Linked DNA regions of Homo sapiens: region 2 is linked to region 1. Evidence: chromatin contacts called from ENCODE Hi-C data. All regions are on one chromosome and are shown on one strand. Each heading gives the region's core, a stretch centred on a gene start or an enhancer-like site at or near the end of the contact. The rest is flanking DNA. Distances are from core to core; before and after follow the strand shown. Region 1 holds the start of MEG9 (maternally expressed 9). Region 2 holds the start of LINC03117 (long intergenic non-protein coding RNA 3117).

Region 1 (3,544 bases), core at 606-3,105:
GTGTTAGAGAAAACGAAGATCTCACAGATGGCGGGAAGCAGCATTCTGGATGGTTTCCTGCACCCAGGCTCTGTGCACCTTCTCAGCAGCCTCTTGCCCCAGGAAAGACCAGGGCCTTTGGCCTCTCGGGACCCTGCAAGCTAGCTGCCTTGCACAGGGGGCTGTCTGCCTATCCCATCGTCGAGGGCCGAGCCTGGTCGAGGCTCCCCATGCTGTAGCACTGTCCAGTTGGCTCTGACCCCTTCTCCTTGGAGCAAGGCTGTGTGGGGTGCGGAGGGGGCTCTGGGCAGGAAGCAGGAGTCCCTGATGCATTCATTCACTCAGCACACACCAATGGAGCGAGGAGCTACACCAAATAAAGTGGTGGCCTGATCTCTGCCTTCTCAAGACCGACCCTAATAATGGGCCTGGGTCTCCCCTAGACCCCATGTACCTTGGAAAAATCCCATCCCTGCTCCAGGCCCAAATAGAGGCAACCAGTGGATCTTCTGATGGATGCAAACCCAAGGAATGCCTCCGGGGACAGGCCAGACCCCCAGCTCACAGCCACATCTCTCCTGGCAGAAGTGGCCTGATGTGGCCACCCCCGCCCCAGGCCTTGGTTCATGGTCGGGATCAACCGCAGGCTCTGCCGTGGGATGTCCACACCCTCAGGACCCGCCGGGTGCCCTGTGCTGCCCACAGAGGAGAGACAAGGCCAACAAGCATCACTGAGCACTTTCTCTGGACTCAGTCCTGTGCTAGGTACAGGGATGCCATTGTGCACAAGTCAGAAACAGCCGCGGCCCCAGCAGAGCCTGCAGTCTGGGTAGGGAGATACTTGCTGATCTAAGAATCAGAGCAGTGGATATCTGACTGCAAATTGAGACTGCCTGTGAAGGATGAATCAGGGAAGGCTTCCTGGAGGAGGTGGCCTCCCAGAGCTCAGCTTGTCCTTCCTTGAGGTCCTTTCCATTCCCAGTCCCCCTCTGGTCACTCACTTGGCCCAGGGCCTAGGGCCTTCGGGCAGGCAGTGCAGCTGCACAGGCAGGTGCTGTACCTGCTCCCCTGCACGCTGCTGGGATAACGGGAAAATGATGAATGAGGCCCCATCATGCCCTGCTTCCCGGCCCTCAAGCCCATTCCCATCCATGACAAATTGTCCCTCTACCTCCACAGGGTCTTTTCAGCAGCCTCGCCTGGGAAGCCTTGGCAGCACTTGGTGGAGATTTATGCCCATCTTCCCCAGATTCTTCTTTGTTTTTCTGCTTCTTTATTCCCTCAAAATATGCTTTTATTTATTCATTCCACAAACGTTCTCTGAGTGCCTCCCGTGTGCTTCCTCCTGGTGATAGAGAGATCGGGTTCAGTACACCCTCCTGTGTTGAACACCTGCTTTGCACTGGTGTCTATGGTCAGATTTCATCCAAGGAGACAGGCATGAACTAAGCACCTACTATGAGCCAGCACTGCCGAGCCAAGGGCCCTGGCTTCTAAAAGCTCTGCCACAGGGTGGCCGAAACCCCAGCCCCTTGGGTATTGAGGTCCTGGCTTGGTGATTTTGCAGCCCTTCTTGGTCTGGGTCGCCTCAATTTTTACAAAGAAGGAAGCCGCTCGTTCATCAGAGGTGGGTCTTGACCCCAGAGTCTCAACCCCAAAGCTGGGGAGACAGTGCTCAGAACAAAAGCCACAGCAATGCACCCTGCCCTCTGTGGACCTCAGTTTTCTTACCTGTCCAAGGGTGTGAGCAGAGAGGCAGGACAAGAAGGGAGCAGCCCTGACATTTGGGGGTTCTCTGAATCCTTGAGGACCCCTGACGACCGTGAGCTCCGTGGGTCTCCAGGACTGCACCAGCCAACGTGTCTGTGCAGAGTGGTGGTACACAGACAAGGGTGGGGGTGGTGAGGGGAGCACCTGGTCCCACCCAGGAGAGATCAACCAGATGGTCTCAGCGCACCCACCACCTTCACTAGGTCTTGTTCACTCCATGCAACTGAGGCAGTGAATATAGCCCTCAACTGCCATCAAGCGGAGTGAAAAACACAGGTCAACATAGGTCTTTGGTATTTGGATGCCCATCATGCTTTGAGTCTTCTGACAAAGCAAGCAGCCCTCTCCCCAGGCCAGACACGCACCAAAGCATCCCACTTCATGGGTGATGGCACCAAGTTGGAGAGATGACAGGTGAGTACAGAGAAAAAACCATGAATATTCTGGCAAGCTAAGTCTGGGGGAAAGTGAGCCTACCTCATCATATGATACCAAGAAAAGAGGCCCATTCGGTGAGCGATCTGTCTTCCAGGACACAGGGGCTATTCCTAAAGCCCGTGCAAGCAGGGTGGGTGAGAGCACACAGCCTGGAGCCAGACCCTGCCCCACCTCCAGCTGGGTGACCTTGGTTGACTCACTCAACCTCTCTGCGCTCCATTTCCTCAACTATGGAAAAGAAACTGTCTCCTCACAGCAGCTGATGGGGCCCAGGACCAAGGCAAGCGCCCCAACACGACAGCTATTACTTCTCCTCTTATCTCCCGCTGAAACAACAAGGAAATGGGAACGGAGGTCCAGGTTGTTCAATTTCCCAACCACGTCCAGGAGACATAGTGGGGATAAACCGGGCCCTTGCACTGGAGAAGGGAGCACACCTCGTGAACTTGGACCGGCGGCAGGGTTTACACACCGCACTGAAGACGGGACAAGTCACAGAGCCTCTGGTTGAAGGGTCCATGGAGACTTTCATCCTGGCCACCTGTGGGGCACACGTTCTTATTTGGCTTATCTGATGAGAAAGGCCCTTTGTTTATTTTTTCTTCTCCGCAAACAATAGATAAATCAATCATTTTTGCTTTTAATGAAATTCTGCATCAAGTGGCACAGGGTCACTGTGTTTGGGTTAGAAATCGGCGGGGAACATGCACGCTGCTGCATGCCGGGCCGACGCCGGACTCACCCCCTAATTCTCAAGTGGCGCGTGATGCACCCAGCACTCTTCCTGAGTGGTGGCCTGGGAGACTCGGCGGGGGGGCCGTGCCTGTTAACGCCGTGGTGTGCGGGGATGGTTATATTGAAGCTATTAAATAAGGCTAATGTCACTCTTCCCCTCACACACACATTTAATATATTCCAAAGATGTGTAGATGCATTAACAGCAATTTTCATCTCCAAATGTTCCCATTTAGTCAGCCCCATGCATAAAATATGAGCCCTAACACCACGCTCCAGCCCGTTGCAGATGGAGTTCCCCAGAGCATTTGGCTCTCAGCGCTGGGGCGTTTGCTGGAGGGGCGGGGGCGCGATCAGTCGGCATCTGCAGGGGAACACAGGGCCTGTCACTTCCTCTGGGGCTTTGGTGCCCCCACCCCCCGACAAGTGGAAGAGAGAACCCAGACCCAACTGACTCGTGCCTCCTGCAGCTAATCTCAGCCTCATCCTGGAAGGGCAGAAAAAGCTAGAAAACCAAACAGCTTTGAACAAATGGGAAGAATTTCTAAAAATCAATTAACATATTCATGTACTCCATCACCACATCTTATTGACTGCCTGCTTTGTGCCCAGCACCTGCCTG
Region 2 (3,544 bases), core at 510-3,009, 410 kb before region 1:
GAGCACATGAGATGCTTCCCAACCTGTGTGAATACCCTTCCTGACACAGCAGAGAACAGTCCTTCATAAATCCTGTGTCTTTGGAGGGACGTTTTCTGGCACACTGCGGCAGCTGTGGCTTGCAATGTCTAAGTTACCAGGATGTCGGTGGGGAGGGCCCTGACCAGGGCGGAGTAGGGGGACCTGCAGCGTCTGGGAGCATGAAGCCTTGCTGCTGGAGTCTCCAGGCTCGCCAGGCAGGGCTGGGGGTGGCGCTGGGAGGAGCCCAGACAGATAGGCCCTGAGCTTTGAAGAAAAATCAATATTCAGCAGGGAGTTGATTGTGTCATAAACGTCTCGAGTTGCACTGCCACTTCCTGGCCCCTGAGTGGCCCAAGGTGAGCTCTGCTGAGGAGAGAGCTGCCCTGCCTACCCCTCCCCTGCACTGCCTGTCTGAGGTCACAGAAGGAGCAGGAGAAAGGCAGCAGGCATCTTAGGTGGTAAAGCCACTCAGTGAGCCACAGCAGCGAGGCGAGGATGGTGGCTCCCTCTTTCTTTCGGAGGTGCATACATTCAACAAATAACTACTCAATGCCCACCATGCCCAGTCCTGGGGCCAGGCTCTGGTGATGCGGCCAGGAGCCCGGCAGACAGTGTGCTGCCTGCATGGAGTCTACAGTCCTGTGTGGAGATCAATGTTGAACGGGGAAATGAAACAGAAAACTGGCCAAGTAGAGGCTGATAAGCGTCATCCAGCAAAGCAATGAACAGGCAGGTGGAGGCTCGGGAGGGCTGGGCAGGGCTGCTGCAGATGGGCAGGGCTCTGGGCACTCGGCTGGGCAGGAGCCTGGGCAGTGGGGGGACTGGCTCCCAACACAGCCACTCCCCAACCACTCTTGGCTTCTCTGCTTCCTTCCTTCTCTCCCTGCCTCCTTCCCACACCTATGCCCAGGTGCTCCTGTAGCTCTGGCTTGCGTAGGGACACTGCCAAGTGGCCCATCCCCTTCATTTCGTAGTCCAGATGCTCTGACAGTGACCCCAGGTGACCGCCCATGCATCGCCTGTCCTGGTGGGGGCCATCCTGTGCCATCATTGGGGGGGGGGTGCAGTGTGCATGACACGGCACAGCATGGCTCATAGCTGCCCAGCACCAGGGGCTGAGGGGGTGATGGGCATAGCAGTGAGCATTCCATCTGGGATTGAGTCCTGCTTGCCTCTGTCAGGGGATGTCCTTAGGCAAGTCCCTTAACATGCATGTGCCTCAGTTTTGTCACCTGTAGCCCAGTGCCTCATGGTGCCAAGGAGGTCACAAGCATGAAGCCCCTGGCAGGGTGTGCCGGGCACGTGTGCACATGCCCCCTGGAGGGGATTCATCATCGCGGGCGGAGCTCTGCAGTTCCAGCCTCCTGAGGGTCCTGATGCCTCACGAGGCCAAGAGGCAAAGGGTTTTGTAACTTACATAACCGCAGAGAAAGGCAAGGTTGCTGCTCACAATGATGCTTTCACAGGGCGGCTCTGGGACGGCATCCTCACCCGACTATATGGAATTCCACATCCTTTCCGAATCTTGGTGTTACACAATAGTCACTGAGATATCATGTACCCCATTAACGTTGAGACTTTTATGTATTTACAATTCAGCTTAAATTTTTACCCAGAGAAGTTTTCAAAATGTAACATGTGTTAGTCACTGTGTGAATTGCGAAACCAAGGAAATATCTCCAAAGTGCTGGCCTTGACAATGTAATCTGGCAAGGCTTGGGGAGGAATAAAAATAACACTTCTCAGCATCGCCGTCTCTGAGGGCAGGAGTGATCTGGAGCCCTCCCCAAGCCCACAGGTAGTCGGGCGGCATGTGCGGGCCTGGGGGGCCCCACTGGGGTCTTCTCTCCTCTTCCCCGGCCCCTCCCCGAGGCCAGGACAAGTCCTGCCTGCCCTGAACGGGGGCGGCTGAGCCCAGGTTGGGGTGGTGGTGAGACAGGGAGACTGGGGAGCTGGGCACCCTGATGGGGGTTCTGGGCCTGCCACTCATCAGCCTGGAGGTCCGGGGCTTTTCCCCAACCCCCTGTGCACGGAAAGGTTTAGGGGCCATGCCCCAGGTGGCCACAGCGACGGGAAGCTCCCTGGCTGCCTCAAAGGGCTGTTCTGTGGGGGGACCTGGTCCAGGATGATGGAGGGGAGGCAGCAACTGGACTTTTCCCCTTGCAGCTGTAAGGATAGCTTGATTTTTCTAAGGACAACAACCCTGTGTCTCCCCACTGAGTTACAAGCCCGCAGGTGGCTTGATGAACATGTGGTTTCTGGATGTGACATGAAAGTTAGCATTTGCGCGCTCTTTGGTTTCCCTGGGTTTGTTTTTCTTGCTCTTACAGTCCTGAACTATTCCCAATCGTGTTTATGTTGAGGCAGAAGACATGGCTGTGGAGTGTCGGTGCACCAGGGTCTGCCGGGTCCCCGCCTCCCCATCCTTCCAAGAGGCACCAGCTGCAAGGCACGTGCATGTGCCCTCCTGACCCCCCGGTCCCCAAAGAGCCTGCTCCCGTCACTCCAGGCAGGCACTGTTGCTGGGATTTCAAGGCAGCTGAGTGCAGAGCCCACTGCAGAGGCATCAGCCCCTCCCAGGCCTCTAGGAAACCTGCTCCTCCCCTCCCTCCACAGGCATCTGCTTACAGCGCCAGCGGTGCCTCGTGCTCCACCTGGAGCACCACTGTCTGTCAGGGACACGGGCTCCCAGAGGGCTGCACGTGAATGATTTCCGACCCTCACAACAGCCAGGAAGTAGGGACTGGGATTGTTCCCATTCTGTAGATGAGAAGACTGAGGCTTGGGATAACGTGCTTGCCCAAGTTGGCATGGGCAGTACAAGACAAAGCTGGGGTTGCAAATGATCACGCTTCCTATTCTGAATATTTCTTTTTCTGCCACCTTCTCCTCTGAGTGCTGGCTTTCCCTACTTACCAAGCCCCCAGCTGCTCACTGCGGTGCCAGAGCACCCAAGAGCCTCCTCTGGCAGTGCCATGGCCCACAGCACACTCCCCTTGGCTCTATCAGGCCTCCCTTTTGGCTTGAGTGCCACCCACTCACTCCTCTCCTGCTTTCTGGCATCGTTATTTAATTGTCCAACCCTGGTCTGCTCAGTTAGACCGTAAACTCTGAGAGGACGAGGAGTCTTCGCCGGCTGCCCCCCGGGCCTGGCCTGGGGCTGCCACGTAGCTGAATCTCAGCCACACTTGCTGTAGAATGATTTGTTATTATTCTCTGAGGCTGGGTTTCCACGTGGCTGGGCACAGGAGGACAGAGTCCCCCTCCCCGTCCAGGTCCTTGGCTGGCCAGCATTTCAAATGATATTGTTTCATATTAAATTATTTTAAATTCCATGGACCCTGGTTTCACAATCAAATAATTCGATCTTGTTTACAAATGGAATTTTTAGTTTTTGACGGTTTCTTGCTTTGCTGGGCTGGACGGTCAGTGAATGCGTGTCCTCCCGTGCCCTCCAGTCCATCTCTGTTGCCTTCCCCGGGATGCCGTGGAGGCCGGGAACCGTCCCCAGGAGTGGGGACGT

The links. Hi-C counts contacts between places; a loop is a spot of excess contacts on that map. Pooled maps may share reads with other maps.
Region 2: a map of PC-3 shows a loop between it and region 1 (8-fold over the local background). The contact joins the promoter of LINC03117 here to the promoter of MEG9 in region 1. A Hi-C loop is called at or near these places in 2 of 168 maps with a recorded cell type or tissue (PC-3 and posterior vena cava) and 1 of 50 pooled maps.

What each region holds. Positions count from the first base shown.
Region 1 is chr14:101,068,222-101,071,765 of GRCh38, reverse strand. It overlaps MEG9 (maternally expressed 9), which reads right to left and starts at 1,855. Exons shown (of 2, transcript NR_047664.1): 1 at 1,711-1,855; 2 at 1-1,324.
Region 2 is chr14:101,474,005-101,477,548 of GRCh38, reverse strand. It overlaps LINC03117 (long intergenic non-protein coding RNA 3117), which reads left to right and starts at 1,759. Exons shown (of 4, transcript XR_944220.2): 1 at 1,759-3,544. RefSeq lists a silencer at 183-366 and enhancers at 1,053-1,730, 3,034-3,544.